Regions from separate parts of the Homo sapiens genome. Here regions 2 and 3 are each linked to region 1. The links are chromatin loops, found by intact Hi-C in ENCODE. Cell type or tissue: PC-3. All regions are shown on one strand. Each heading gives the region's core, and the rest is flanking DNA. Links, peaks and the distances in the headings are about the cores only.

Region 1 (11,148 bases), core at 3,792-8,791:
CTGCCTTGGAAAACCAAGCCACACTGGGATTCCCCAGCACCTGGAGCAGGACCTGGCATGCAGCTCCCCCAGGATTCCAGACTGAATTATTTCCTCCCCAAATCTCTCCCCATTTCAACTACATTTTTCCACTCCTTTTCCACGGTAGACACAAATGAGGGTTCCATTAAGTCTTGGGCTAGTGAAAGCTTGAACTAGGAGTCAGGTGAGGCAGCCAGTCAGGGGTCTGTGCCTTTGTCCCAGGAGCAAGCCCTGTGCACAGCTGGAGCCTTAAGATCTTCTGAGCAATGGAAAGGGGACCTATAATAATCCAACATCCTTCCAGGTGACGTCATTCTGAATTCAGAATTGGCCTTCAGGCTGCTGCCCATGAATGTGAGAGGGGGCAAATGAAGAGTGAGAAAGAAGTAAGGTGGCTGCTGGCAGAAAGGGACAGGTGGCTCTGGAAGCACCTATTTTCGGTTGGATCAGAGTGATCTTAGAGTAAAATGTCTGCTCCCTGCAAACCCACCTGTGTCTACGCATTGTGTGCCTACCTCTCAGCCTGGCTACTTCTCTTTCTTTCTAAAGTGTTATGGGGAGAAAATTAATCTCTGTTCAAAATAAGGGACGTGGGTTCTGTCTCTTGCTGGTCCAGGGGAGAGGGAAGAACAAAGCCTCTCTTCAGTTTTTGTCTTATTACACTTCCTGCAAATGCTCTCAGCTCCAGCTTCTTAGAGTGAAAGTCACAGTTGTCAGCCTCATCATGACTGATCATTTTGCTCCCTCTTTTCCTGGATCTGAATGCTTTTCTCTCCTCCTGGATCTGCTTGTTCTTCAACCCCAGGCGCAGTGGCTTTCTCCAGTAAGGGCCTGAAACAGAGTAGCTCCTGAGTCAGGAGAAAGGCATGGGTCCAGAGGCAAAACCAGGGCATGGAGATGAGATCCTGAGAAACCAGAGAGAGATGACGTCCTGAGGCTGAGAAACCAGAGCAGAGAAGAAATTGACAGGAGATTCCGGGATAGCCATTTAGGGGGTCACATTCTGACTGGGGTGAACCTTGACCTTTTCTTGGCTTGCCTTTGGAGTTCTTGGCACCCTGAGACCAGTGTTTCCACGTCATCTAGGGGGCTGGATAAGCAGGCAGATTCCTGGGCCTCATCTTGGAGCCACTGAATGCATGGATGGAGGGTGGCATCTGGGAAGGTGCGGTTTTACCAGCTCCCCACGTGATTCCGAGATACCCTATAGAGTAAGGCCCCTGTTCTAGAGAGAGAAGAGCATAGGATGGGGAGCTGATCCTCTGGGTTAAAACATGTGTCAACGTCTTTCTAGTTCCTGGCCTTGGACCCCACAATGGGCTTCTGTTTCCTAATCTACAAATGCAGCCAATGTGTCTACTCTAAAGGGCTATTCTGTGCATGACTTAAGTGAGTCTGCAGATAAAAAATCAGTGAGCCCAAAGCCTGGCACAAAACAGACATTCAACTGATAGGAGCCACCTAGAAAAGAAGGGAGCCGGCCTTTGACCTATAAAGCTCTAAGGAGGAACTAGCAGGAGTTTAAGAGCCCATTTAACCAAAATTCCACAGAGATAAAAAGGAAAGAAGAGGAAAGAAGAGCCTCATATTTTGTAGCAATATCCAATCATTTATAAATTGTAACATTACTCTGAAGGTGAAGGTCAACGTGACCCCCAGGTATGTTGGTCATTATTTTGTTTTTCTCTTTCACATTCAAAAAATTGTTTAACATGTCCCAGGTTCAAACTCTCCCCAACAAAGCCATAAGCTGATGCACAAACCTGAATTCGGAGCAGGGACATGGGAGGATAACTTCCTGTTTATCTCCCTGTTGAGATACTGCAATGGGCTTTGCAGTTAGCACCAGCTCCATGTTTTCAGCCAGAGTGGCAGGTGGGGCAGACTAATTTGAACACTAGACCTCTTCCTTATTCTTCAGAACTGCAAACTGAGACCTTGTTCAACTCTGAAAGAGCACTCAAATTTAGGGACCAAGAAATATCATCACATGTACAATGTAAGTTAAATCTTTTAAAGGAAAAATATTCTGAGATCCTTATACGTGTGGAAGAAGGAAAGATACACAGTTTAACTTTAGTCTTTTTTGATTAAACACACGTGTTAACAATTTAAGGGTAATGTATCTACCAAAAGAATTAAGATAGAATGTATAATTTATAAACCTGGAGGGTAAATATAAATACATAAATACGTAGAATTTGAGAAATTCAATACAAAGCAGAAAAAAGAGAGAAAAATACACAAAAAACAGGGTAAATGTAACATACACAATCAAATGGTAGAAATAAGCCAATATATACTAGTGTTCATGAATAAACTAATTCTTTTAAAAAGACAGGCATTCTCAGATTAGATTGAGGGGTGGGGGTAGAATCCAGCTGTATGCTGTTTATGAGAGTCACACAGAAAATTTGAAAGTAAAGTTATAGAAAAAGGCATCTTAGCCAAATGAAGTCAATTCTCTTTACTCATGATAGTTATGTTTCATAAATTTACCATGAAAACTGAATTAGCAAATACTGAACCATTGTTCCTAGGGGAAATACAGGGTTAGGTTACTACAAGCTTCTGGTCACAACATTTTCATCAACTGACCAATACGTAACATTGTTTTGTTTTATGTGTGTGTCTGTTTAAAGATACCTCACTTAATATATAGTTGTGATTCCTAAACATTGAACTATAGCTCATGCCTGAACAAGACTTACGTAACATTCTTATTTTCTCCATAAAGAACATCACAGCCTTTGAAACACTAGATAGCACTTCACACTGGCTTGGGAAACCTTTTCTTTTTTTTTTTTTTCTTTCTTTGAGATGGAGTCTTGCTCTGTCACCCAGGCTGGAGTGCAGTGGTGCGATCTCAGCTCACTGCAACCTTCGCCTCCCAGGTTCAAGCAATTCTCTGCCTCAGCCTCCCAAGTAGCGGGGATTACAGGTGTGTACCACCATGCTCGGCTAATTTTTTTGTATCTTTAGTAGAGACCAGGTTTCACTTGAACTCTTGACCTCGTGATCTGCCCGCCTTGGCCTCCCAAAGTGCTGGGATTAGAGGCGTGAGACACTGCACCCGGCCAGGGAACATTTTAAACTGCACAATCACCAGGAAAAAATGGCACTGAAATGCGAAAACCATGGAATTAAAATGACCTTGAAAAGGACACTTGTTGACATGTGAGAGCTGAAACAAGCAGGCACAGTGTACCCGTGTTTGACTTCAGATGGGAGCGTGCCCGTCAGATGACTCAATTTTGTCAACGCTGCGCATGCCCATAAATGACCATGGAAGTGCCAAGAGGATTTATTTTGGGGCTACAGATAAATGTTAGCAAGTAATTACATTCCCATGAATAATGAAGATCAAGTGTATTAGTGAAAAGAAAAATGGTGCAGCTATGTTAATATACAAATGAATAGCCAATAAATGAAGTTGGGACAACTGGCCATCCCAATAGAATAGACAATGGAATAAAATAAGATCTCAACTTCACAACACACACAAAATTAAATCAGATGGTTTTCACCTAAAAGTCCAAAAGGTGTGAGTCTGTGTGTGTGTATGTGTGTTTGTGTGTGTGTGTTGACAAGTTAGTTATAAACTAGAATTATGAAGATCCAGGAAGATGGAAGATATCTTTGAAGAAGAATAAAGGAGAGAATTTACTCCGCTGAGCCTCAAGACAGATTATAAGCTTAACTAATTAAGGTAGTGTGGTACTGATGCAAGAATAGACAAACTGACCAATGTAACAAAACAGACACCAGAAAGGGGACCACGCAAAAAGGGGACATTTGATTTATGACAAAGATGCCTCCACAAAGTAGCAGTGAAAAGAGAGGCTTTTCAATGGATGATTGTGGAAGAACTGGTTTTGACACAGAAAGAAATTAAACTGACCTCTGTATCCCCAGACTGGGAATAAATCCATTCCAAATATTCAGTCCTAGACTGGATAAATGCACTGTGGAGTATTTGTCCAAGGGCACAACATAGCATCATGGGAATGAACAAATGATCCTGCACCTCACGTGGACTAATGTCACAGAATAAATGTTGAAGAAAAAGAAGTCAGACATGAAAGCTTATGTGCTATATTACTTCATTTATACATAATTTAAAAATACAAGCAGAACTAAACAATACGGATACTTCAATAATTAGTAAATACTATCTTGAGTTGTTTACTTAAGGATGCTTAAATACATAGTAAAACTACAATGAAAAGCAACAATACAATTGGCATCATAGTTAGGATAGTGGTTAATTTGGGCAAGAGGAAGGGGTTATAATTGACAGTGGACACGTGAAGGGTTTCTCCGGCCCTGAGGTTTTATGTCTTGACATAGACTGTAGTTATGTTTGTTTTATAATAATGGAGCTGTTCATTTTAATATTGTGAACTTTTCATAGTTTTAAAAAAGGACCACTTCAGTTCGCTTGCATTATGGATTTAAATGTAGAAACAAAACCTTGACTTTTTTGGAAGAAACTATTGGAGACTCTATGTATGGTCTCAGGACAGAGAGGATTCCTCAAACAAAATGTACAATGCACAACTACATCAAAGGAAAGTTTACAAATATCTGTAAGAAAGAAGTTGCTGAAAACAGCATTAAAAGATAACCAGAGGCTGGGGGTGGTAGCTCACACCTATAATCCCAGCACTTGGGGAGGCCAAGTGTGAGGATCGCTTGAGCCCAGGAATTGGAGACCAGCCTGGGCAACATGGTGAAACCCTGTCTCTACAAAAAAATACAAAAAACTAAGCTGGGCATGATGGTGTATACCTGTGGTCCCAGCTACTTGAAAGGCTGAGGTGAGAGGATCACCTGAGCCCAGGGAGGTCAAGGCTGCAGTGAACAGTGTTTGTACCACTGCCCTCCAGCCTGCGTGACAGAGCAAGACCCTGTCTCAAAAAAATAAATAAATAAATAAAGAGAGAGAGAGAGAGAGAGAGAGAAAAGAAAAGATAGCCAGAGGTTGGAAGAAAACATTTTCAATGCATATAAGCAAAAAAGGGTTGGTATCCAGAATACATAAAGAACTACATATGAACATATGAAAACATAATCATCTTCTCTATTAATCAGATAAATGTAAGTTAAAAAAACTTAGTGGGATACTGTTTTGAATCTATAAAACTGTCAAAAATTGCCATGTGCAATAATGTCAATGTTAGAAAATGGGATCTGTTATATTGCTGGTAGGAGTGAAAATGCGTACAAACACTTTGGAGAGCAATTTGGAGATATGTAGTGAAACTGAAAATACACATTTCTGAAGACCTAGGTAATCTACCTCTAGGAACTCATACTGGAGACATTCTTACACGTATCAATAAGGAGACATAAGGAAGAGTATTTTCTGGTCTTGAACTCCTGAAACCAGGGGATCCTCCCGCCTCAGCCTCCCAAAGTGCTGGGATTATAGGCATATACCAGCACCCCCAGCCTAAGAGTGTCTGTAGGAATCCAAATGTCCATCCAAGAGACAATGGATAAATAAATTGTGTTATTACCAAATATTGGAATATACTCTATAGCAGTTGAAACAAAGGAACTAGGTTTTACATGATCCACATGGCTAAATCTCAAGAACTTAATATTGAGAGGTAGAGAAAAGTAAGTTGCAGAAGAACACATGTATGATACAACGTATATATACTTAAAACATGTAGCACATACCTAGGTAATGAAAGAAAAACAGTTACAGGGAGAATACAGACCAGCTTCAAAACAGTGTTTTCCTCTAGGCAAGGAGAGAGGAAGGGAGGGAAGTGTGATCCAGAAGAATTGAAAAGGTGACTTCAACAGTGAGGTGTTTTATTTCCTTTAAAGAAAATATGAATCAAATGTGGTAAAATAGGCTCTTTGTTGAAATCTGTCTGATGTACACATGTGTGTCTGATTCATCATTTTCTGTCCATTTCTATATACTGTAAATATTTCAGAATTCCAATAAAAATGCAATAAAATTTAAAAGAGAGAATATGCCATTCCCTGCGGTGATGACGCTGCCTAACGTGATGACTCACACAGTTTGGAGTTTCAGTATTTCATTTTGTAAAGCCCCTTGGCTCCACTGGAAACAAGTCTGGGCATAGAATGGAGGCTGGTCAGTTGGTGACTGTGCTCTGTCCTCCAGGGCCCAAAGTAACCGTCCTCCAGAGTGATATGTGTGTCACTGTGCAGTAATTGCTGTTTATGTGTCTGTCTCCCCCATAAGCCTGGGAGCCCCAGGGAAGCAACAGGGTCTTCTTCATTTCACTGGCACATAGGAGGTGACAATAAACACAGTCTGAATGGGAGAACCCCATGGGCACCAGCTCAGGATGCTGAACACATTGGTAAGCTGGAGATCTGCTCTGAGGATATTCTGCACCTGGTCCTGCAGGGTGCCCTGGGATGGGTCTCTTGTAAACGGGTTTCTCCATGAGTCCAGTGGGCTATGTCCTGGAAGGAGGAAGCCCAGAATAGACTCAGTGTTCTTGGCCTCTTCTTTCTGACTATACGTCACACCAAATGGCACCAACACTAACAATGATGCTGCACACATTTATGAATATTTCTGTGCAGAGACCCAAAGGGACTATACCAACATGAAAACAGTCGCTGCATCAAATTGGGGAAATTACGTTTTTCTCCCTTCTCCCTATTTTTCCAGTTTTCTACAATATGGTTTTATTGTCCTAATAAAACCTTATAAAGAATATAAAAATCCTATTTCATCTATGAAGTGATGAAATAGGTGGCAAGTGTTTCAATGTTTCAATAGACTTCATTCCCCATGCTTCAAATTTTCCCTTTGAAATGACCAGTAAATACATAACTAGAATATATATAATTAGAATATACATACAAATACATGTATATTTCATTTAGCATAAATAATGCCTAAATAATACAGACAACAGTACCATGGAGAAGCAAAACATTATGTGCTAGTTCTGCGAGAAATCCTGCAGCCAGGGTTAAAAAATAGAATGCAGGTTTTCATGCTCAGGGTCCAGGGTGGAGGCCAGGAACTCTGCATGTACACCAAGCTCTCCAGATGATTCTGACTCAAGTGGTCTTCAGATCGCAGTTGGGAAAACAGTGAGATAAAGAAAAATTTGGGGTGGGGTTCAGTGCCTACCTGAGAAAGTGGCAGTGACATGATGTAAGTGAAAATCAGACAGACAAAGAGTAGAGATGAATGGATGGGCAGCAAATGGGTGGCTGAGATCAGCTTACCCTCAGCCTTCCCTGACACAGAGGGGGCTACAAGTTAAGTGAAGACATTTGGGGACCAGGGAGGGACTCTGTCTAGAGTGTGAGGGATAGAGGTGAAGAATACTGCCCCTGAGAAAGCAACCAACTCCAATGGCCACCGCTAGATGTTACTGATCCCACCACCTGCACAGAAGCCAGGTCCCCAAGCAAGTTAAAATCAACCTCAAGTAATGCAGCATTTCCCATCTTTCTAGGACCCAAGTATTTGAACAAGAACCCATTCAAACTCTACCATAACTCATTATTCTCCCAGTAATGGGCAAATAGATCTTCTCTCCAAGAGAATGAGAAATAAAAGAGAAATCACTGGACTTCTGAGAACATTTAGTAGTTTGTAAGAGAAGAATCATTCTGAGGCATCACAGCAATGTTACAGACAATATCAAAAGACAGAGTGAGAGAGAATTCAATAAATCATCTAATTTAAATATTAAATAAATTGGTTGGCAATTATGTGGCTCATATGAAAAAAGATCAAAATGTATTACTTTTAGGCCGGGTGCGGTGGCTCATGCCTGTAATCCCAGCACTTTGGGAGGTTGAGGCAGGTGGATCACTTGAGGTCAGGAGTTCAAGACCAGCCTGGCCAACATGGCAAAACCCTGTCCCTACAAAAAATACAAAAATTAGCTGTGTTTGGTGGCACACACCTATAGTCCCAGCTACTCTGGTGGCTGAGGCACAAGAATCGCTTGAACCAGGGAGGCGGAGGTTGCAGTGAGCCAAGATCATGTCACTACACTCCAGCCTGGGAAACACAGTGAGACTCCATCTAAAATAATAATAATGATACTTAATAAATAAATAATTACTTTTAAGTGAAAACACATTATTGAAATAAAATATAAAGGACAGAGGCAGAGGGTAGCAGATGGTATAATAGTGAGAACTCCTGAGTTTAATTGATTCACTTGAGGAATTCTCCTTGGGGTTTTCTGCCCCCAAGTCTCACTTTTCCCCAATCAGTCCTCTATGAATTGAATGAATCCTTTTATGAATTGAATTAATGCAGTTCTACCTATGCCACTCTCCTGCTTGAAGGCATTAAATGGCTTCCAATTGCCACTGAGTTCCTAGCACCTGAGGATGGCACTGAAGACCCTCCTACAACTGAGCAAATGTTGCCCAAGCTCCACAGAACTCTTTGTTATTCCTGCTGGGCACAGTGGCTCACGCCTGTAATCCCAGAACTTTGAGAGGCTGAGGCAGGTGGATCACCAGAGGTTGGGAATTCACCTGACCAACATGGAGAAACCCCCTATCTACTAAAAATACAAATTTAGCCACGAGTGGTGGTGCATGCCTGTAATCCCAGCTACTCAGGAGGCTGAGGCAGGAGAATCGCTTGAACCCAGGAGGCAGACGTTGTGGTGAGCCGGGATCGTGCCATGGTACTCCCCCATCTTGAAAACACAAACAAACAAAAAACCCTTTGCTCTTTGCTATTCCCGTTAAGTAAGCCATATGTTCCCACTTCTGCAAATTGGTCCATGCTTTAGAGATCCCTCCCCATACAAAGTTCTTTCCTCTCGCTACCTTCTAATAATGTGAACATCATTGAATGCTTCCATATGCCAGGCACTAAGTAACGGCACTTACTGTCATTAAGTACGTAAGTAAGCACGTAAATACGTAAGTACCACCAAATATGGTACTTACATACATCAAACAAAAACATAAACCACTGCTATTATGTCGAATACCTAACATGTTGGGACATTTGCCCAAATACTGGTGATGTAGCAGTGAATAAAGCAGATAAGCTCTTTTCTAAGTGAGGAAGATGAGCAGGGGACAGTTAATAAACAAAAACTATATATACAGTGGGACTGAATTGTGTTTCTCCCTCCACCCTCCAAAATGTATATGTCGAAGCCCTAACCCCCAAAGTGACTATATTTGGAAATGGGGCCTTGCCTTGAGTAGATAATTAAGATTAAATGAGGTCATAAGAGTGGGACCCTAATCTGATAGGACTGGTGGCCTTATCAGAAGAGAAAGAGAGAGATTTCTCTTCATGTACATGCATAGAGGAAAGGCCATGCGAAGGACATAGCAAGAAGGTAGCTGTCTATAAGCAAGGAAGAGCGCCCACATCAGAAATCAAACCCCACCTGACCTTGATCTTGGCCTTTCCTGCCTCCAGAACTGGGAGAAAGGAATTTCTGTTTGTTTAAACCACCCAGTCTATGGTATTTTGCTATGGCTGCCTGACTGTCCACTAAATCTTGCAGATTTCTGCACAAGACAGGCTGTCGCAAAAACAGACTTTGCAGTAGGGGCATGCATTGTGGATTTGAGGAATACCTAAAAATCCAGTATGGCTGGAACAGGTTAAAGCTGGAGAGTCGAAAGGTGATACAGTTGGAATGGGAGATGAGGGACAGGGGTGGGGGCAGATCATGGGGGCCTCATAGGCATAATAAGACTTTAGCTTTCACTCTGAGAGCATGGAGAAGTCACTGGAGGGCTCAGCGAGGAAAAGAATAACATGATTTGAGACATTATGAAAGGATCATTCTGGCTGTTGGTCAGCAGTGGAAGCAAGACAGCATTTAGGAGGCTGTTTCACAACCTAGGTGAGTAAGATGGTAGTTTGGACCAGGGTAAGAACAGTGGAAGTGAAAAGAAATGGTCACATTCAGGAAGTATTTTGGATGTAGAGCCCATGAAATTGGCTGTGGATTTCATATGGGATACGAAAGAAAGAAGAGTCAAGGATGACACGAAGTTTTTATTCTCAGCAATGCACACGATGGAATTGTCAATAACTGAGATAAGAGGAGCTTCTGAAGGAGTCTGAGTGGGTGGAGATGGTGGAGAGTTTGGTTTTGGACATATTGGGAGTCAGATGCCGATGAGACATACCCAAGGGAACGTGTCCAGTAGGCCGCAGATGTCTGAGTCTGGGAGAGTCTGGAAGAGAAACGTAAGTTGGCATTATTCCAGCCATTTAAACCACCTGGTAAGCCAGGGCCTGTAGGTCAGGACATTATTAAATGAGTTCACCAAAAGTGTGCAAGTAGACAGAGAAGAGTTCCTAGAACTGAGCCTCGGCTGGTCCAGCACTAAGTAAAGCTTAGGGAAATGAAGAGGGAACAGCCAGAGGCTCAGAAGGCAAAACCTGGAGCTTCAAGGAAGACCAATAGAGTGTGGCATCTTGGAAGCCACATAAAGGAGGAAAAAATGGTCATTTGCATCAAGTGCTCCTGCTGAGTCAAGTGAGATTTGGACGAGTAACGACCTTTGGGTTCTGCATCATGTAGGTCATTGGTGACCTTGACCTAGAAGTTGCCATGGGATGATAGAGGCAACAGCCTGATTGGAGTGGTTGCAAGAGAGAACAGGGAGTGAGGATGGAGAGACAAGTGTGTACAACTAGTGTAAGGAATTTCTTCTAAAGGAAGGCAGTGAAACAGATGGTAGCTGATGGGGAAGGTGGTTTCAAAGGAGAGAGGTTTTTTTCCATGGGTATTATTACAACATGTATGTGCATTGATGAAAATATCCAAGTAGAGAGTGAAGGACCTATCATGCAGGATAAAGGACAATTACAGGAAAATATTTTACCCACTTTTACAGAGGAGGAGGCTAATATTCAGAGAGGTGAAGTGAGTTCACTAAGGTCACACAGCTAGTGGTCTGTGGATCAGGATTCAGACCATGTCTGCGTGGATAAAGTCTGCATTCTTAATGATTCTTGCTACTTCGATTCAAACCTTCCCTCAAATTCAAGTTTACCTCTACCTTCATGTAGCTTGCTTCAAACATTCAAGCTAGAAGTGATCTCTGTTTCCTCCCTTTGACCTCTCATACCACTTAATCTTGATGTTTTATTACAGCTATCCATTT
Region 2 (11,148 bases), core at 3,882-8,881, 120 kb after region 1:
AAAAGGAGGAGAGGAATCTGGGTGTTTTTAGCTTGAACACCGGGGTAACATTTACTGAAACGGGGAAGATGGGCATCTGGAGGTCTGGAGTGGATACTCAATAGTTCTATTCTCAACATGTTAACTTCCAAATGCAAATCAGTCAAACAAAAATGTTGAAAAGATATTTAGAAATAGCAGATCTGGATATTAAAATGTTGATGTCATGGGCACATGAATTCACAGAGGCCAAGGAAAAAAAGGGTTTCAAGTATAAAAGTGTGGGCAACTCTGCCAAATGCTACTTAGTGGTCAAGAGGAAGCAGAAAGAGAGACTTGTTGGAATTAGTTACATGGAGCTACTTGGTGACCTCAAAAGCTGTGGTCTCAGCAGGTCAGAAGGGGACCAATCGCCCTTGGAGGAAGCTGAGTAGAGACCGGAAGGTGGGAAAGTTCAGACCACAGAGGCAAATTCTGAGACAACTTGAATGAAAGGAACAGGAAAGTGGATGGTGTCAATGGGTCAAGGTTGCTTTTGCCCTTTTTTTTGTTAAGATGGGAGATATTAGGTCACATGTGTATGTTGATAAGAATGATTCCTTAGCAAAGAAAGAAAATAATGAAACAATGTTTAAAGGGATTATTAAATAGAAAGTATAGCTTTTGTTGTGAGAAGTTCTGTTTGTTCATTTATTCATTAAAACATTCACTTAAGTACTTTCTGAATGGCTGCCATGTCATGTACCAGACAGACCAGTGTGGGTAGCAAATGGGTTAATTAAATTACTCTTGGCCCCCTCAGTGGATGCCAGAAAAGTCATCTCTCTTGGATCTCAAGCTGGAAGAAATGTTTAAGTATTTAATTACTGGGCTGATTTTCAGTGTCTAGAAGGCATTTATCTATTGCAAAGGTTTTCAAAGGTTGTAAGTAGCATAGAATAAAACCGTGAGTCTTTTTAAAAATTACAACCACTATAGGGGATATAATTGGAGAATATATATAATTGGAAAATGTAATTGGAGAATTATAGCCACCAGAGAACGTAGGTCCTCACGTAGCTAAGGTGTATGGTTTATCCTCAGCTGTTCTACATGGGAACACTTGCAGAAAGCATTAACACGCTTCTCTTCTAATCTATGTCCATGCCTACTAGACTAAATCCCAGCAGGAAGTGGCTATTCCCCACCTACACCACCCTGTTTTGAAGAACCATCCATGCTGGGATACAAAATGTCACCACCATCTCCTGCTTTTCCTGACCACTGCATTCTGGAAGCAAGGATCTGAAAGCAGATATGGAGTGAGAGAAACTGACACAGGTGAGAAGACTCAAGGTACTTCCATAGCTGCTGGGTGCTCTGGACAGGGCATCGCATCTCAATGCCTACACACAAAATGGATTTAGGATGGAGCCTCTTACACGGCTTCACATCTGACCTTTGCAGAGGGTGAATGGCCATCTAGTTTTGTTCTGAAAATTCTACCTTCTCATTCATAACTGGTGGAATGCCTCCAAGACTGGCAAATGATTGGCTGCTTAAGTAACTAAGGGAGTTTGGTTTTTGATTGTATTTCAATATTTCACCCTCTTGTCTTCAAGTTTGCAGTAAGAATGACTAGCTTGGCATTTTCCTCAGTATGGAAAGAAATTTTTTTAAAAGAATTATTCTATGCACTACTTTACCTCCACAAAGGAAGTGCAAGTACTTTGAGGTAAGAACCAATATATTGTTTAATAAACAATAATATTCATAAGAAGCTTAGGAGACTTCAGAATAACAATTATTAGTTAAATAGGAAGAGACTGATTGGGGAACAGAGCAAGAATAAAATGAGATGAGTTGGATGGGAATTAAATACTGATGAGGAGAAGGAAACTCAAGGTTGTCCACTGGGATATCCTACTTTTAAACCAAACTGACCCCCTCACCACCCTCCATAGATGCCACAAAAGAATGCCCATCTCTGGCCTACAGTCTTCACCACACTCAGTGTCACTCATGTGCCTGCCTTGTTTCTGCCATTGCTGTTCCCCCCAACCCTTCTCTAGAGTCTACCTTGCTTTGAACATTTTTGGCTTTGTTTTGTTCTTTTTTTGCTGTGTTTCCAACTCCACTGTGATTCTCATCCTGGAGGTGAGAATACATCTGACTTGTTTAGCCATCAGCATTCTGAGCCTAAGTCATGGTTTGCATTCATCCTCTGGCTTCTCTCACTCTAGATTACTCATCATGAGACCCCAGGACAGTCCTCTCCCCAAGTCCATTGCCTACCTCATTGGCCCCTAACATAGGAACAGACACATGGGGGATCAACATAAGGAGGTTCTATTAAAAGATTGTAGTACCACCTCACCTATAAAGTAGAAAGCACAAGGTTCATAGATCTCAAAGATTCTTGCAGAGTCCTGAGTATATTTATGAGACACTGCTCCAGCTGCAATCCTGCATTTTGATAACATCTTATGGGAACTAATAGTATCAGCTGATTTGAACTCTGAGATATGCTCTGATCACCAGCAGAACAAAGTCATTAGAACTTTTTAATCCAGGGTTTATCTTATGAAGACATTCATTCAACAATATTTATGAGTGCCCAGCACTGTGATAGATTCTGAAGATATGATGGTAATCAACAACACAGAACAAGAGTGATCCCTGATAGCAGCAGTCCCCAGCCTTTTTGGCACCAGGGACTGGTTTCATGGAAGACAATTTTTCCATGGATGGTGGGCTGCAGGAATGGTTTTGGGATGAAACTGTTCCACCTCAGATCATCAGGCATTAGATTCTCACAAGAAGCGTCCACCCTAGATCCCTCACATGTGCAGTTCACAATAGGGTTCATGCTCCTGTGAGAATCTAATGCCACAGCTGATCTGACAGGAGGCGGAGCTCAGGTGGTAATGTGAGTGATGGGGAGCGGCTGTAAATACAGATGAAGCTTCACTGGCTTGCTCACCAGCCACTTACCTCCTGCTGTGTGGCCCGGTTCCTAACAGGCCATGCACCAGCACCAGTCCACAGCCTCAGGGTTGGGGACACCTGCAGCTTATAGAACTCATGATCTCGATGGAGAGGCATGGCACTAACCAAACAATACACTAGTAACTGTAAAGTTATAAGTTTGGTAAGGACTATGACCAAACACAGCATACTGTGCTGGTGAATAATATGGGAAACTGACCTAGTTTGAAAATCAGTAAAAGATTTATATGAGGAAGAAAATAATTTCTGAGGTCTGAAGAATGAGTTGGCATTAAATAGCCAAAGTGAGGTTAGAGGGCTGGGGACAAGGGAGGCCAGTGTGTGCGGAAGCTCTGTTGCAAGAGGGAACCTGGTGAATAGAAGAAGTGAAGGAAATCTGTGAGTTGGAACCAAGAATGGATGGGAATTGGAAAATGAGGAAGGTGGAGATTGGGATGGGCCACACAGAGACCAGGTCATGGTGAGAGTTTTGGCTGGAATAACAGGTCAACATGATTAGATTTGAATTTTGAAAAAAAAAAAATAAGTACAATAAATCTTGCTCCTGTGCAGGGACTGGCCTGTAGGTTTTGTCAAGAGGGAGGGAAATAAATTGAATAGGAGTCTATTACAGTGGTCCCAGTGAGAGTGATGATATTCAGCTTGGAGTAGGATAGCAGCAGTGGAGATGGAGTGGAGAGGATATACCCCAGAGACATATTCTAGGAGGCAAAATCAGCTGAACTGGCAATGGATTGTCTAGAGTGGGTAAGGAAGACTATAGAGTTGGGTTTGGCCCTACTGTTCATCCAGTGCTCACTCATGCAAGGTAATTCAAAGCCAAATAAAACAGCTTCAGCCAGGCACAGTGGCTCACGTCTGTAATCCCAGCACTTTGGGAGGCCGATGTGGGCAGATTATGGGGTCAGGAGTTTGAGACCAGCCTGGCCAACATGCTGAAACCCCATCTCTAGTAAAAAAAAAAAAAAAATTAGCTAGGCATGGTGGCACGCGCCTGTAATCCCAGCTACTCAGGAGGCTGAGGCAGGAGAATTGCTTGAACCCGGGAGGTGGAGGTTGCAGTGAGCCGAGATGGTGCCATTGCACTCCAGCCTGGGCAACAGAGTGAGACTCCATATCAAAAACAAAACAAAACAAAGAAACAGGTTCATGAAAATAGATTTGGTCAAAAAGTAGGACTGGGGAAGGCTACTTGACTGAACAACATTGAAAAATGGTAGCTGTGCTGCTCTTTCCAGGATTCTCCATGTTGTGAATTGACCACTGCACTGGGTATCTTCAAACATATTTTGTCCTTAGCTCTGTTCTGGAATCTGTGTGATGCAAAAGTATTTTAACATTAGTCCATAGAAAAAGAACTATTGAATATCCAGTGAAATGGAAATTCAGAAACATGCATTTTTTTAAATCTCATCAAAAAGCTACATCAGGATACCTAAACCATTCCCAACTCTGCAATTAACTTGCTATGTGACCTTGGGCAATTTCCTTTCCCTCTCTGTGCTTCCATCTCTGCACTAAGTAATCTGTAAAGCAACTTCCAGCCCTAACATCTCTGCTCACATGGAGAAGAGCATGCCCATAATTGCAGGTAATTTAACTTCTGTTTAATGTTGAGTCTTGCATATCCAGCTCCGTATATTAACTTAGGAAGTTATTTCAAACAAAATACAACATAATCTACAGTCAATTTTGAAACACATTTGTTCTAATGAAAAATGTTCTAAGCAAAAACAACCTTGTATAAGAGTTACATTTTCCTAATGGGCAGTGGGCAAAGGGAAACATCAAAATATGTTCCAACTCAGCAAACCCTGAGAATGCACGCCACATAAACACGGCTGTTGGTTCCCAGTAAAATTAGCTACATGTTAACCTGCACAGTCAGACTCCTTGGATGATTTTTCAGTGTGCTACCAGTTTATATCTCAGGCTTCCCTAGTGCAGCACACCTGATTGCCTCCTCTGCCACATCCTGCAAAGGAACATCTGTTCATAATGTCTTGATGCCGCTTCCAGGAATATACCTGCACTCTAGGCACAGACTAGGTTAAATGCCCCCCCACCTTCCACCTCTGTTGCCAATTCCTTGCTTTAGATCATCATCATCCACTGCCTGGACCACGGCAACAGCAGAGTCACTGGTTAATCTGATTCCAGTTATCCTATCCCATTATTCTATGTTCTGTGCCAGTTTCCAGAATAACAAGCACACCTGTCTTCTCACCCCTTTCCTCTAAAGCCTCTCTGATACACAGGATTAAGCCAAATCTCCTAGACATGGCATTCCAGGTCCTTCAGGAACTGACTCCAGGCCACCTGTCCAGCCTTACCTGTCCAGATCCAGCCACATGTGCCCTTCCTCTGAGACACACTGGCTGTTTCCCTCTTCTCACAATATGACATTCTCCTCTGAACCAGCTCATCTTTACTGTGACTATTCCCTTTTCCTGCAATGTCCTCTTTCTCTTCTTAGTGTACACCCACTCATTCAACAAATGTCTAAGCAGCTACCATAACACAGGTGAGGTTATTCAATGATGCCTCCTCAAGGAGCTCTCAGACAAGTGGGAGTGACATGCAAATGGACAATTAAGGGATAGTGAGATGTGTGCTATTAGGGGGAGCTCAGAGGACTTTCAAAAGAATGCCATCCCTGATTTGAACGTTAAAAGGAGAATAGGAGCGAACCCATCTAAGCTGTGGGTAATTCTAGTGGAGTGAGCAGCCTTGCTAAGGAAAAAAGATGAGCAAGACAAAGAGGAGAGGAAAAATAACCTGGTTATATCTGCAGGAGAGAGTGCATGCTGGAAATAGGGAGGATTCGGACTAGAGGGGTAGGTGATGACTAAGTCATGATGGGGCTTGTATGTCACAAGGGGAGGTTAGCATCCCCTTGAGAACAAGGAACAAGGTGGAGCTACTGGGGACTTTAAGCAGAGGCGTGACCTGGGCAGATTTGTTTTTTAGTTTGATATCCTGTGCTGCCACATGGCAGGAGCCCGACAGGAGGAAAAGTGAGAGGAGGGAAAGTTGTTGCAGTGAAGGACTGGTCATGGGCTGTAAAAATGTTCTTTGAATAAATAAACAGGTGAATGAATGAATGAGTCATTGCCTTTCTTGTAATTCAGTGAATTCATTCTTAATATTATAAATAGTCCAATAATATAAACATTCCCGTCTCACTGATCCAAGTCCTGCTAAGCAAACCGTAAAAATATTAGGATTTAGTTTTACAAAATTTGTTTTTCATTACTAATATGGAACAGTACTCTAATTTTGCTAGTCTAGCTAGAGAGAAATTGGCAACATTGAAGAAAAAGTGGCTGCAAAATGGCAAGATTGTCAAATTTTGTCAAGCTCTTTACGCTAGCGGGAAAATATTTTTGCATGCTTCATCTAATGTCAATCATCTCTGCAGCCCTACCAGTAAGGAGTATGGATAGCTTCGCAGCAATATCCCCAGAACCCTAAAATCATGCTGTCTCCAAACACTCCTACACAGACTTGCAGCTGCTCCAAGAGAAGCTTTACATTGAAATGCAGCACATGAGGAAAATGAAGAGGTATTCATTAACTTTAATGGAGTTTCCTTTATTCCGAGATTATATACTTGATATCTAGTGGGTTGTGGTTAAAATGTCCTTCCTAATAGAAGGTGGAAGGTATTTCTTCTTGTTTTATGGCCCCTCGCTTTATGCCCTTACTTAGCTAAGGAAAAAGTTGGTTATTCTAATGTGCTCCAAAAATATTTAACATTTTAAAGGTTTATAAAATTTAAAAGTTTGAGGTCTACTCTTCTGTACCATTTGGAGGTCTTATGTGGGACACATTGGACCAAGTTCAGCCAATTTTATTGAACGAGTTTTATTCCATGAGCTAACACCAACTCATTGTACTGAAAAGGATCCTGAGCCTCATATGTGATCAAAAGTGGGGAAAATATGCTGGAATCCATTAATGAGGTCTGCTGTGGATGCGAAGGGGAAAATCGTGACCCATTTGCAGTGGTAAATATTTAACAACTACTCTCTAAAAAGAAGAAAAGCCCTGATTTGTGACATTGGCCAATTTCTATGGTGACAATGCTCTCACCACGGCCAGTTCCAAGCCACTAACACAGCATAACAAGGAAGAGCTGTGAAGAAATGCACATGATTGGCCTTCATGAGCTGGTACGAGCCAGGCTCAGAACACCCTGGCATACTTGCCGCATATTTTCAGCTCCAATTCTGTACAGTGGGAGCCATGGCATGCGTGTGCTTCAGTCTTCGATTCACAGACTGCAACTCTTCTTTCCCTTACCCATGTGTCCACATGATATTCCTTTGATGGGAGAACTGTCATATGTTTCTGGGTTTTATATTAATATGCTTAATTTATCTCTAGCATGAAATGAAATGGATGATCTCACAGATTCCTTGCTGGCAAGAACATTGGCACTAAAATGTGAGTGCTGACACGCAAACATCAAAACATGAACGACACTGAAACAAAGCTACTGAAGTCCATCACAGGGAACTGGCGTTAGGTGCTGAAACTGATGGAGGCCTAATTGGGATCTGCCTTCTTGCTATGGATGCCACAGAGACTAACACTTATTAAACAACTGGAGCTTGTTATGTAGTGTCCAAAATGAATGGACTCAAGACGCTATTTCTAGGCTGAGCAAGCAGCTTTCTGAAGAGCACTAAATCCTAATATTTACTAAACATTGAGTCATGTCATTAAGCCTGAGGTGCAGGGCCCAAGAAAGGCTTACAGTACTGAGTGCTGGTTTTGTCATCTGGCTTCATGCACATTCAACTCATGCCTTACTTCTCTGAGTGCTAGCCCAGCCTCCTCCTGCTTCACTCCGGAGCTCCAATTCCCTTGAAGAAAAGCCAGAAGGCTGGTTCAAACTGGGGTTTTAAAATCTAGGAGTCAATATAGGATTGGAAGAGTTTGGAACCTAGAGATTGGGTACTGTTGTCCAAAGCATAGGTCTATGCAGGCTCCAGTGTGTGGCTATGCAAGGTTCCAATGTGCAGTTGTACAAGCTGTGTACTGCACAATTCCAGGAGACACTATTTTATGTGAATATTTCAGCCCTACATCTATAGGGCCTGGAAGTAGGGTAGGATATGCAGCAAATGGTCAGTGATAATGAATAGGGAAGATTAATGAAAGGAGTTCAGGAAGGAAAAAAAATGTTGGGACTGTTATAGCTGAGCCCCTCTAGGGAGAAAACTGTCCTAGAAAAGCTGGCTTGAACTAGACTCAGCATTGTACAGATATGGAAACCAAGACACAGAGAGGGAACTGCTCATTGCTCAGAAAATGAGGGGATTGACAGGAAGAAAAAAGTTGTTGCTTGGGCTAACAACCTGGGGACAAGAAGCTCTTGCAACTCAAGCTCAGACGTGCTTGTAAACTCAACAAGTGAGTGGACATGCAGGTATGGGACCAGGGACAGAATCAGAAATTAGTTGGGAGCCCAGGGAATGCTCCAAGAGCAGGACAAGGGTGGGATGAAAAGATCCCAACCACTCCATAATTAGTGTAGATCACTGTGCATTGGCAGGTATTCCCCCATCACATCTGCACAACAATCTTGAGTTCTGTTCTACAGTCTCAATATCTAAGAACTGGAGTTCAGAAAAGTTAGGTAACTTGCCCAACTTCCCACAGCCAGGAAGCAGCAGAGCTGGGAATTGAATCTAGTTATGTCTAAGTCTAAAGGTAATCCAATTAAGTCTAAGTCTAAGGGCCTGGGACTGGAATCCAGTTAAGTCTAAAGACCTGTACCACTCAAAGTCCTTTGATGGGCATCACCAGCACCATCTTGGAACTTAATAGAAAATTCAGACTCCCTGGTTCGATCTGAGACCTACTGAATTAGAATCTGCATCTAAGCAAGATGGCCATGTCACTCAAGTTTAAATTTGAATAGCACTATTCTAGAAGAACCCTTTCCAAGTATCCTTCCAAGTGATTCTGCCTCCAGAGTATTAAATCCTGATTCATTTTTTTTTTTCCAGTATGGTTGGACCAAGATATTCTACCATTCCTAGCAGAGATTTACCCTGGAGCAAGAAAAATGTCAGGGGGTTGAAGCTGTTATTTCCTCTTCAATTTCTTTGCTAATGAGAGTGAAAACAGCACAGCCATGTGTGACTGCTCTCATGATGATGACACAGCCAAGATGAGGCTTGTTTTAAGGTAAAATAACTGTTCTGAGCTGGCCACTGTCCCAGGGATTCATCCAGCTTTATGTGACTTTTCATCGCCTTGGCTGTTGAGCAGAATGAAATTCAGTGTAGCTTGTGATGCAGATGCCAGGAAAAAGTAGGAGCAAGGCTGAGACTATCGGGTTTCACCTCTCTTCTCCTCAAGCTGTCAGAACAAACCGACTTCCATCACCCTAACCCACAGGAAATTATATAAAAGATTGACCACTCAAAATGGACTTTCCCCTCCCATAGGCCTTCATGGAACATAGGATCCCTCCTTCCTGGCCATAGCTGATCAGACCAAGGATGGAACAGAGATGACATGGGTCTCCCAGATTCATATACCCATTCTTATTTATTCTGTCTCCCTCTTTCTCTCCTCTCTTCCATCCCTTCCTCTCTTGCTCTCTATTCCCTCCTCACTTTCTTTCTTTATTTCCTCTCCTACACCTCATATCTGGAATTGCAGAAGAGAGAGACAAATTCTGAGTCAGCAATGAGGGGATTCTAGTATTACTCTAAATGTCCCCCCTCCCATGCCCTCTAGGTCCCCACCTTTATATGCTGAAAGCTGCTGTCTGCAAACACCTGCAACTCTGGCTGCAGGAGCACATTTGGCCAACATACAGAGGAAGCGGGAAGTGCCAAAGAATTAATGCCTCTACAAGCAAGAGTTAATGCAGCCCTGAAAGAGGACTAACTGCATTTGGTATATAAATCGCCCAAGCTCTCTTGTCCCTTACGTAGGCTATCTCAAGAGCACATATTCTACACTGATGTCTTGAGTTCCTCAAGAAAGATTAGGCTCCAGTTGCCCAGAATGGTAACTTGCTTAATAAAACATCCTTCACTGGCTTCCTTTTCTCCCTCTCGCCCACTTTTCCTTGCCTTTCTCGCTCCCCACCCACTTTCTGGTATTTCCCAGACTCATCTTCCAAATAACCACTTGTATTTGAATCTTCACATCAGGATCTGCTTCTGAAGTCTATCTCAAGGAGCCCTCTAAGGTGAAGGACGAGGTCATGGAGAGACATGGGGAACCAAGTTATGGGGAAGCAGGAGTGGCAGAGGCAGAGGAAGGGGTGAGGGAGTCAAAGGCCCAGAGTGGGTAAGGGGAGGCTGGGGGTTCCTCCCCTAAGCAGCCTCAGCACCACGTGGCTCTCCAGGTGCAGGCCTAGGTCCAAGATACCTTACAGAAAGCCCTCTTCTTCAAAGGCCAGAGAAAAGTCCTGGTCTTTGCACCCCGTGGAGAACCTAATTACATTGGCAAGCCAAACCAAGGCAAAAAATGGTGGGTTGGAGGCAGATGATGTTAAAAGAGCAACAGTACTAGCTAGCCCTTCTTGAGCGTTTCTGAGATGCCTAGCATTTTCCTAGGCACTTTGAGTGTGTTGACTCATGCAATCCTCACAACCACTTATGAGGTAGTTTCTATCATTATCATCAGTTTACTAATGAGGAAACTGAGTCACTGAAAGTTTGAGTGATTTGACACAGTTCTTGAGTGTGTCAGATTTAGGCTCAAACGCAGTCAGTTGAGCCCCTAAGCACCACACTAAACCAGTCCACATGGCACTAGCTGAGGTCTGCCCTCCTTTTAGAGGTGGGTCTTCACACCTTCAGAACTTATATCGCCAATGCAGTGTTGTTATGGTCTCCAAAAGTTTCTGGCCTTGGATCTCTTCGCTTCTTAAGGGGATTTTGTCCCAAGCAAAATACAGGTGCCTCAGGGGACTGGATGGAGCCTGAGAGAGGCTTGAGTGAGGCCGAGCCCCTGGCCCAGCACTCAGGCCAGAGGCGAGAGAGATCAGCTGCGATGCTTTTTATAGCCTCAGACAACAAGCCACTAACCACGAGCTGGCAATCACGTGATGAATGCAGAGCCAAGAGCTTTATCAGTTTTATAATTTACATGGTCTCCATCTCTGTTGAGTACATTATTCCCATTTCACTTTTGGGAAAACCGAAG
Region 3 (11,148 bases), core at 4,191-9,190, 75 kb before region 1:
ATTTTAGGTGTTATCCTCTCTGCCAAGGCAGGCTTAGACAGGGACCTTGTCTACAGTGCCATGGGAGGTGTCAGGCATCAATGTTATACGTGAAGAGATCTGCTCTAAGCTCTTTGCATGTACTTAAAATCTCTGCACCTCAATGTCTTCATCTGTAAAATAAGACTACATGAAGCAATAAAGTGCTTAGAGCAAATCTCTTGGTATGCAGTAGCTGCAGGCAGGGGTTAGCTAACATTATTACTGACTTGACCATCTTGTTTCATATCTGCTTTGTATACTGATTTGCTATTTCTTCTCTTATTTTGTTTATTTATTATTTGTATTTATTATTTTGGTCTGCATTTTGCTTTTGCTTATTTTTTCCCAGTAGTTGGGAAGGAATCTTTTCAAAATTTTACTTTGGCTTCATTTTACATCTTTGAATCGTTTTTTCTCTGGTTTTCAAGATTTGATGTCAACTCTCCTCCCCTTTATAAGATGAGCAATTTATTGTGTTTATGTTTTTCATGCCTCTCTCTAAACCCATTCTCTATTCTATTAGCACTGCATAATTGAGAACTATCTCTTGAGAATTATATTGACATTTGCATTCAAATTGGAAGGGTATTTACAGTTTTTGACTTAAGATCAATTGTTTTCTCAAAATCACTTTTAATACCATGGTTTCCCCCATTCTTGAGTCATTCATCCCAGTCACTCCTAGTAGTATGTAGACCACATTCAAGTTCTTTCTCCCACAAATAAGAGTTTAAGTATTTTTTTGTTTTATTTTGTTTTCGTGTCCTTTATTTGCTTTTTTTTTTTTTAACCTTTACCCACAAGTGGCCATTTTGCTGATGACAATGTTCTTGGGTTGCACACTTTTCCCTGAAAATACTGTACAAGTTGCCCCATTTTCTGGCATTTACTACTTTCTTCTAGGTGTGAATCCTTTTTTCCTTATCTTTTCTTAAAATACGGTAGGAATTTTTGATCTCCATATTTAGATCTTTTCAGCTTCAGAAAATTGTATCTAATTATACCCTTGATGATTGTTTTCTTTCACTCGCTGTCTTTTAATCTTTAGAAACATCTACAATTTATGTGTATTGTATCAGTTCTCCATCTCCCTGTTCCTTTTATCATCTTTTATTTTGTATTCCTCTGATGTCTGATGCTCAATAAATATTTCTTTTAGTACGACAGAAAAGAATGAAGGAGAGAAAGAAGAAAGGAAGGAAGGAAGGAAGGAAGGAAGGAAGGCAGGAATCTGGGGACATGTTTTCAAGTTTATCCTACTCAGCTTTGATTTAACTTTCTGATCATTTCTGTCTTAACTATGGACAGTTAGCGTTTTGCCTCCTATGGCCGAATGGTAAGTTTCGTGCAACCTTTTCTTGTACCAGGCAGCTCCATTTATTTTTTTATATCCATCTGTGCTGTGGTTGTTGTTTTCAAAATGGTTTTTAAACAGTGCTTTAGGGCCTCAACTTTTGGTATCTTACCAAGCATTCTACATGCTCTTCCCACACCCAATGTATACAATAAATCATTTTCAGTGTAATGTTCTTTTTATTTTTGTTCTATAGTATTTCCCAGTCACCCCCATTGACTTCTATTTTTTGATAGACACTCCCAGGTGATAACACATGAAATTGTTGTAACAGATGCCTCTACTCAGGCACTGCTAGAGCAAGGTGGGAATCATCTCCTAATCTATCTGTTTGGTTCTCTGACACTTTAAACCAATGACTCAATGTTAACATAGAAATAGCCTTTGTTGCATGCACTGTTTCCAGGGACCTTCCTGTCCCATCCCCAACACAGCCCTCTCCCTGTTATGAGTTCTGGCCTTGGAGATACAGGGGGTTCTCCCCACCCTCACTGCATGCTTTTATTTCCTATCAGTGGATGTCAGTGAGATAGAACAAGACGCAGGAGTCAACTGCCCTTTCAAGAACAAGAGATGCTTTAAATAAATAACTAACTACTTTTATGATTGGTATAAAACCCAAGTCTCTGGGACAGATGGAGACAGTGTGACAGTGTATGTGTGTGCATGTATGGGTATGAGATGAAGAGAGGAACACATTTTCATCCTACATTCTCTCATGGGTGAAAAATATTGTTCTGTCGTCTATTGTTTTTCTTTTTTCTTTCTTTCTTCCTTTTTTTTTGAGATGGGATTTCACTCTAACTCAGACTGGAGTGCAGTAGCACAATCACAACTCACTGCAGCCTCAACCTCCCAGGTTCAAGCCTCTTCCCAAGTAGCTGGGACTACAGGTGCACACCACCACACACAGCTATTTTTTTAAATTATTTTTCTAGAGATGGGGTTCTCACCATGCTGTCCAGGCTGGTCTCAAACTCCTGTGCTCTTCCTCCTGCCTTGGCCTCCCAAAGTGCTGGGATTATAGGCATAAGCCACCTCGCCTAGACACCACTGCCTCTTCCTCCTCCTCTTCCTCCTCCTTTTTCTCCTCCTCCTCTTCCTGCTGCTCTTCTTCTTCTCCTCCTCCTCCTCTTCTTCTTCTTCCTTCTCTTCTTCTTCTTCTCCTCCTCCTCCTCTTCTTCCTTCTCTTCTTCTTCTCCTCCTCCTCCTCTTCTTCCTTCTCTTCTTCTTCTTCTCCTCCTCCTCTTCTTCTTCTTCCTTCTCTTCTTCTCCTCCTCTTCTTCTTCCTTCTCTTCTTCTTCTCCTCCTCCTCCTCTTCTTCTTCTTCCTTCTCTTCTTCTCCTCCTCCTCTTCTTCTTCTTCCTTCTCTTCTTCTTCTTCTCCTCCTCCTCTTCTTCTTCCTTCTCTTCTTCTTCTCCTCTTCTTCTTCCTTCTCTTCTTCTTCTCCTCCTCCTCCTCTTCTTCTTCTTCCTTCTCTTCTTCTTCTCCTCCTCCTCTTCTTCTTCTTCCTTCTCTTCTTTTTCTTCTCCTCCTCCTCCTCTTCTTCTTCCTTCTCTTCTTCTTCTCCTCCTCCTCCTCTTCTTCTTCTTCCTTCTCTTCTTCTTCTTCTCCTCCTCCTCTTCTTCTTCTTCCTTCTCTTCTTCTTCTCCTCCTCCTCCTCTTCTTCTTCTTCCTTCTCTTCTTCTTCTCCTCCTCCTCCTCCTCCTCTTCTTCTTTCTTTCTTCTTCCTCTTCCTCTTCTTTGGAAAAGGAGTGGAATTTGTAGTTCTGCTGCTAAGACATTACTTTTTACTTTTATTCTTTGTTAACTTCCCATTTTGAAAAATAATCACTTCTTCCTAAAAACCCTTCACAGCACCACACCCAAAGGCAATCAAAGAAACATTCCAACAATTCAAGGGGACAGAAATAAGAATGAACAGCTCACAGCAAACCAGAGAGGTGCGGTGGAACATGTTGGGGGAAAGCAGAATGCCCTTTAAACATGCCTTATAACAACTCAATCATTCACATTTTTAAAATTAAACAATTTCTAGGAACAGAAACCTAGAAAATCCTGCAGCTCACAATCATGGGCCTGACTCATGGAATTGTTATCTTGGGCAAATCTATATGCATCCAGAATTGTATAGAAAGAACTTGGTTGACAAAAAAAAAAAAAAAAACACCCATCTAAGTAAAAACAAACAAACAATCCTCTATAAGCTGAACATTTTACTATGTCCAAGTTAGTAAAAAGTGGAGGCTCTCATTATAGTTCTGCTTTGTAATATTCAAAGGTTACATAAATTATGGGTAAGCCAACTGTTTAAAAAAATCTCTATAAAGTTGTCATTTAAGATTACGTTCAACCATACTAACCCCATCTTTTGATTACCTTCATTAAATCCCAAATTAGATCCTACCTTTCACTCACAGCTCACACGCCACCTGTTCTGTAATTACAGATAACCGAATCAAGCCTAAACCAATGGGATTCTGAGACCCAACAAGGCCAGAGTAGATAAAAGACCTACCACCCACCTCACAGAAGAGGCCTCTTTGCGTACGCATTCTGGGATGAGAGTGCTAAATTTTAAACATTATTAGACATAATTAGGAGTGCCTTTTTATTTTTTAAACATATTAATATGAGCTTTATAACATACAACATTTTGCATCTGTTTTTTCACTTAATGTGATATAACTTGCAAATATCTCCATATTACATGGCCATGATAAGCCATCATTTAAATAGCTGTATGATACCTCACACAATGCATACACCATCATCTATTTCTTCCATCACCGGAGATCTAGAATGAGAAAGTTACTTTGCAAAATCCCAAGGTGAAATATTTCTCTGGAAAAGTTTAATGATTCAGGCCCAGGGTTTAGACTTTTTGATAACGCATAAAGACAGATGTTTCCCATTGAGAAAGGAAATGTGCCATTCAGAGTTCTGTTTCTTGTTGCTCTTCTTGTTTTTGTTTTTAGCACAACTAACCAACTTTCTGTTCTTCTGTTTATATAAAGTAGTTACTTATAAACTATAGCTACTTAGTTATATAGGCAGCTACTTTATATAAAGATGCCAGGGATTGAGTACCACTTCAGAAAGGAGTGGGGAATAATAAAAACTATGAGCCCAGTCAAGCATGCTTTTCCTGTTACTAGTTGTTGCACGTTTTGATTCCTAACTCATAGTAAGAATGCTTTTTGGTCCTAGGAGTTGGCTGGAGAGATTGAGGACATTTGGGATAGAAGAGGAAGGCTCTAACCAGAGACCACTAGGTCTCCTCTTTCCAAAACAACAATAAATGATGATTATTCTCAATCATATATGATTTATGTGAAGTTTGGCAATTTCTGGGAAAAAATCAATAAAGAAAAAAGATGTGCAGCCATGTGAAATACCTCTGGTTAGGCTTTTTTAGAATGACTAAATTCAAGATACAGATGTGAGTATGTGTGACTGTGTGTGCACGACAGAGATGGAGGGGAAGAAAGGAGACAGGAAGAGAAAGAGAGTGGAGAAGAGAGGAAGAAAGAGAGAAAGAGAGAGACAGACAGAGGTAGAAAGAGAGACAGGGAAACAGAAAGAAAGAGAGAAAGAGAGAACACAATATGGTGTGTTCTGTAGTTCCATGCAAGGGAGGAGGTGCTGGCAGTGAGAACCACCTGCTCTGACAAGGAGTATTTCAATCACTGACATCGTTGTAAAAAATCACTGTGCTCTGACAAGGAGTATTTCATCACTGACATCATTGTAAAAGTCAGTTGTGTTATTACTTTCACCTTCTCTGTAGACAACACACCCACTATGGCCTTCATTCAGGACAGACCACTTCCATTTATCCAACTCTCGTATGCCACTGGCTCCCACATATAGTACCTGATCCCTACAAAACAAAATCAGCTGGGGTAGTTGTTACTAACGCCATTGTAAGAAGGAGGAACATGAGACAGAATTTAAATGACTTGCCCTTAGCCATACAGCTAATGAGAGGTCAAGTCAGGATTTGAACTCAGAACATACTAATTCAAAAGCGTATATTCTGCCAAATATGCTAGCTCCATAAAGATGGCAATAGAGCTTTTATTCGAAGAGAAAAAGAGGAGAAGCAAGAAGAATCAGAGGTTATATATATATAGGGAAAACTACAGAGCGGCTGCTTTTACGTTTTTTGTTCTGAGATCTTTCCCTTCATATCTCATTATGCATTTATTTTATATTATGTTATTTTGGCTACCATCTGTTATGAGCTGAGTTGTGTCCTCCCAAAATTCCTATGCTGAAGCCCTAACCCCCAGTACCTCAGAGGATAACTGTATTTGGAGATAAGGCCTTTAAAGAGGTAATTAAGGTAAAATGAGGCCATATGGCTGGGCCCTAATCCAATGTGACTGATGTTTCTATAAGAAGAGGAAATTTGGACACGGATAGTGCAGAAGGAAGACCATGTGAGGACACAGGGAGAAGGAAGCCATCTACACGCCAAGGGGAGAGGCCTCAGAAGAAACAGCGCTGCCGATGCCTTGATCTCAAACTTCCTGCCTCCAGTACTTTGAGAAAATAAATCTGTTGTTTAAGCCACCCAGTCTGTGGTATTTTGTTGTTGCAGCCCTAAGAAACTCATCCACCAACATTAGACTTACACAGGGCTGCACTTCTTGGGGTCTGCCCCACACTGAGACCCTTCAAAATCACTCATCCAGGGTAACCCATTAGTTGTTTGTTTGTCTGTTTGTTTGTTTGTTTGTTTGTTTTTTGAGGCAGAGTTTCGCTCTTGTTGCTCAGGCTGGACTGCAATGGCATGATCTCAGCTCAATGCAACCTCTGCCTCCCCAGTTCAAGTGATTCTCCTGCCTCAGCCTCCTGAGTAGCTGGGGTTACAGGAATGCACCACCACGCCTGGCTAATTTTTGTATTTTCAGTGCAGATTGGGTTTCGTCATGTTGGCCAGGCTGGTCTCAAACTCCTGACCTCAGGTGATCTGCCCACCTCGGCCTCCCAAAGTGCTGGGATTACAGGCATGAGCCACCTCGCCTAGCCTAGCTGTTCTTTTAGTGCCGCAAGAGCAGGTCAACAGGGCCAAGCCCAGGATGTTATCTGTACCCAAGGCAGACATGGGGCTGGCCCCAAATCGACACTCCTCTAAGGGCTCCACCCCACCTTTCTCTTTTGTCTTTGTCAAGTGGATATTCGCCATAAATTTGTAGTAAAACATACACTGGCTGCCGTTGGCAGAGATGAGCTCTCAGTTTGGGAGCTACTGAATCAGGTCCTTAACCAAATATGAAATGACAGAACTGTTTCCAGCGGAGGATTAATTGAGCCAACTCAAGGCAAACATGACGTATTTTGGCATTGCTTTTGACAGATGGAAATAAAACAAACATTAGCAACCGGATTGCAGCTAACAATATGCAAAATTAAAGAAGGTACCTTTTTAACTTTGTCTGGGAGCCCACTGGCTTTTCTTATAAAATCTGCAGCAGGAAAAAAAGACAGAGCTGTTAATCTCGTTATCCAACCAGTTAGCACATGCAAACAAGGGGAATTAAAAGTCTTTGCATTCAGGGGAGGAAACAGATATTTGACACATGTATTTATTAAGGAGACTGGACTGGAAAATAGCACTGCTGTATTAATCAGAAATGGTCTAGAAAATACTTAAATAATACAACAGAATGTGCACAGACAGCATAAGCTGCTTACAAATGGAAGCCTGAGGTCTGAGTATTTTTATTTAAAGGTTAAATTTTCAATTAATTTTGTTTTCAGCTTGCTGCCATCCTTTCAAAGCATCACTGTTAATTGCTATAAAACAGTGTCTCCCCCGTTTGAATTCTGGACATGAAGACCTGAAGCTGTCAGCCATCTAATGGACATCAGGGTATTGGAGCAGAAATCAAAATTACTGTGTAAAAGCTGAACCAAAATGTCAGACTCTGAGAAGCCAGCGGATCAGTTAAATGTCCCTTTTTTCATGTGTTGAGTGTCTTAATCTGGATGTGCCACTGTAACAAAATACCCCAAGACTGGGTAATTTATAATAATTTAAAAGGACTGATTTCTAACACAATAATAATAGAAAAAAATGGAATAATAGAAATGTCTTATTTATTTCTATGACTAAGTTGAAGATCAAGGTGCTGGCAGGTTCCATGTCTGGTGAGGACCAGGACTCTGCTTCCAAGATGGGGCCTTAAGCACCATGTCCTCATGTGACAGAGGAAATAGAAGAAGATGAACCCACTCCTTCAGTCTCCTTTATAAGGGCCCTAATCCTATCTCGGAGTTCTGCTCTCATGATTTCACTGCCTCCTAAAGGCCCCCCTCTCAATGCTACCACACTGGCAGTTGAGTTTCCACATACAAAATTTTGGGGACACACTCAGACCATAGTGCTCGGTTTCTCAGAAGTAAGTTCCAGCCCATCATGGGAAAGTGCAAATAGATACATTCTATTATTAGAGTTTCCAGATAACCCAACTTCAGCGGGCTTGTGGCAGGCCAGCGTCTATATGCATACTTACTCAGTGGGTCGGCAGAGGAGAAGAAACCCATCGCCTCCTTTACAATAGAACTGTATACCTGGGAAACCATGTCCCTGGCTGTGAGTGAGCTTATCAACTTCTGCTGGGTTAACTGGCATTTCAGGACTCCCTCTTCTCAGCTAACATCCTCATTGTCTGGGATCATAGGAAACAAAATTGAGAAAGAATTGTGTCACTAAGAATTGGGATTGGAAATAGGGTTAAGTCTTGAGTGGATGATAGAATTTTATAAAATAGTCACTATTTGAGTGATGAGTACTTAAAGCTCAAACTCCACCATTGTGCAATATATCCATGTAACCTGCATGTGTGCTTCTGAATCTAAAATAAATTGTTTTACAAAGAAGGTTTGGGGTTTAAATACATTTACATATGTTTTGGCTGGAAGACATATGTTTTTTGAGAGTCAGAATTAAGTGTGAGGATGATTTTAAATTGAGAATAAAGGAGAATGATGGCATTGAGGATAAAATATAGCATTATTTAAAATAGCCCAGTATCATAGAAAGAACATGGATTTTTTTTAATAAGGCAAATCTACTTTTGCAATTCTGTGCCATCTCTTAATACTTATGTAACCATGTGCCAGTCACCAAAACTCTCAGTCTCAGTTTCTTCATCTGCAAGATGGGAATAATAGTGTCTACTCTGTGCTTTCTGAACATTTTTACATTTATCCAGGAAAAATAGACAGATGATAAATTAGATCAGTCCCTCCCCACCTCACAGGGACATTTGGCATTGTTTGGAGATATTTGTGATTGTCACAACTTGGAAGGGGGGAATATTGCTCCCAAAATCTAGTAGATAGAGGCCCAGGATGCTGCTGTATACCCTAAAATACACAGGACGGTATCCCCCACCCCTAGAATTATTCAGTTCAAAATGCCAGTAGTACTGACACCTGACACTGATACTGAAAAACTCTAGATTAGATCTAGGTAGGTAGATGATACAAGATACATAAATAGCAAATGGAGAAGTTGATGATTTATGTCTTATATCTCCATCATATTTATGCTTCCATCATATATATGTGTGTGTGTGTGTGTGTGTGTGTGTGTATTTATCATGGACATTAGTTGATGGCTAGATAGATGAGAGACAATTCTTACATGAGACACGCTAGGCATCAATAAATGGAAGTGATTTTAAAATTAAACCTAAAAACAGGATTAATACCATGAGGGTTGGGATAAAATAAAGGAAGTTGCTAAAGGTGAAATAATAATCTTAGAAGTGAAACTGTGCCAGCCATCATGCTAAGTGCTGTGTATTCTTATAGCATTGTAGATTGGTGTTCATTCAAGTCTAAGACTAGGATTCATGATAGATCTATGGTTCGGGCTAAGGTGGGGATTAAGGGTAGAGCTGTGAGACAACCCTGTCAGTAGACATTTTTTCCAAAGAGCAACCAAAGCCCAGCAATTGTATGGACAGAGGCAAACAGCCCAGCTACCATCCAGTCCGAGTTCCTGCAGTTCAAGGAGGGGACAGAATTCATGTGACATTTACAAGTCAGGAAGGCCCACTCTACAATTTCCCACTTACCCAGGCGTTTGCAACTGAGACATCTGGAGCACGTCGATGACCAAGGTCCATCCCATGTTTGTATCCATTTCCTGGAGGAAGAAGCAGAAGTAAACTGGAATGATTTGAGTTTCATGTGAAGGGAGAATGCCGTGCATTCCAGTACTGAACAAATTTTGAGAAACGACGCCGTTTGTTCACTTTGTATTGAAGAGGATAGGAAGTTTATGAGGTTCAAGATAATGCCTCTACCCTGCATCAATCCACAGGAGTGACGAGCATCTTCAGAATGCAAGAGAACAGGGTATTTGAACCAGTATTGGGAGTGTCAGCTGTCTGGTCGCATCTTACTCTCAGAAGGTAGGTCAGCAAAATCACACCAAAATTTCAAGACAGTTCTGTAATGTCATAGTACATAAGAATAAAGAAACTTAAAACATTGCGTGGTATCCTGGCTGGAGAAAGACTGCTTGTAGGGAGACCCCCTGAAACTATTGCTACGGAATAAAAGATGAACTGCTCCTGATTACTGTAAATAAAAAGTTGCATGCAGGATTGTGTAAAGACAATGCCAGGTTGGACTGCCAGAATGAGCCAACAGCGTGTGATGTGCTTCCCCCTGCAGAAAGCCTATGAATGGACGTGCAGTCAGGGAGGTTTCACATCACCAAGATTCCTATCCCAGAAAAGCAGATGTTCATAGCTCTGGGAATGGAATGCGACCCTTGTGGAAAGCCTATAAACGGATGCATGGGGAGCGCCTGTCCATATGGATAAGATAGGGCTATAAACACCCTCATCTTGCCGCGGCTCTTCTAGGCCTCTTTAGGGTTAAAGCATACTCCCTTCTGAGAATTTCTGGTCTAACCAGTTGTCTAGCTTCATGTCCTGTTTCCATGGATTGTTTGTAACCAGCTTTTGTTACAATTGTTACTGCTGATTAATATCTTGCTAATCATAGGTTACGGAAAGACTGTGCTTCTGTTCTAAGGCTCTGTTAGAAATTACTGACGCACACACTATATTGTAAATTGTTATCTCTGTATACTGTACTTCTACATACAAATGTACTGTACTTCTTCATACAAATGTTATGTTAAAGAATTACTTCATCCCCATGTGACCATCTCACCTCATAATCAAATGACCCTAAATCCCTCACTGACCTACCCCCGCCCTCACTAAACTTAATAATAAATGCTGGTATACCCAGTGCATTGTTGGCACCGCGGGACCAGAAGGCAGTGACCCACCTGGACCCAGCTTTCACTGTCTTGTGTGTGTCTATTATTTCTCAACCTGCCGATCCACCTAGGAGCAGAGAGAGAGCCCCGTTGCATTGCAGGCTGCTGGCCAGATCCCGCAATAGCTGCTCAAACAGAAGGCAGGTTGTCTGAATGGAGCATGGTGAAGAGGGAAGGAAACAGACTTGGCAGTCATTCACCTGCAGTGTCCTTGTCAAGACTCACTAAATCCGGGAAGCAGCTAAGTGGTCCATAAAGGGCCGTCTCTGGTAAAAGGCTGGTTTGTTCACAGGCTTCTTGTGTGGCTGGTGTGAAACATCCCTTACTCTGTGCTCTTCCTCCATACCCAGAAAGTGAGCCACAGATGACCATCTCCCAAATACTCAGTGCAGAAAGTGGAGGTCCTTGTAGGATGGCACGAGCATTTTTGTTCCTGGGAAGGTAGGTTTCTTTA

Evidence for each region. A loop is a pair of places that touch in the nucleus more often than their neighbours do. Peaks named below come from ENCODE experiments on the same cell type or tissue, not always from the same donor. Only the 100,000 strongest peaks of a DNase experiment are listed, where the experiment ranks them.
Region 2: a loop joins it to region 1, with 11 times the contacts of the local background. A loop is called at or near these places in 1 of 110 quality-filtered maps.
Region 3: it touches region 1 in a loop (4-fold over the local background); 1 of 110 quality-filtered maps calls a loop at or near these places.

Annotation. Positions count from the first base shown.
Region 1 is chr16:65,878,212-65,889,359 of GRCh38, forward strand. No RefSeq gene overlaps it. Among named protein-coding and RNA genes, the nearest start is that of LINC00922, 310 kb to the left of the region's middle. In PC-3, for the core only: no CTCF peak of the experiment used is centred there; a DNase peak (open chromatin) is centred at 5,990; H3K27ac peaks cover 2,096 bases.
Region 2 is chr16:65,995,673-66,006,820 of GRCh38, forward strand. No RefSeq gene overlaps it. Among named protein-coding and RNA genes, the nearest start is that of CDH5, 370 kb to the right of the region's middle. In PC-3, for the core only: no CTCF peak of the experiment used is centred there; DNase peaks (open chromatin) are centred at 5,909 and 7,709; H3K27ac peaks cover 1,572 bases.
Region 3 is chr16:65,803,235-65,814,382 of GRCh38, forward strand. It overlaps LOC107984823 (a long non-coding RNA gene), which reads right to left and starts at 10,087. Exons shown (of 3, transcript XR_001752334.2): 1 at 9,472-10,087; 2 at 7,900-8,055; 3 at 6,806-6,849. In PC-3, for the core only: no CTCF peak of the experiment used is centred there; a DNase peak (open chromatin) is centred at 6,687; H3K27ac peaks cover 1,098 bases.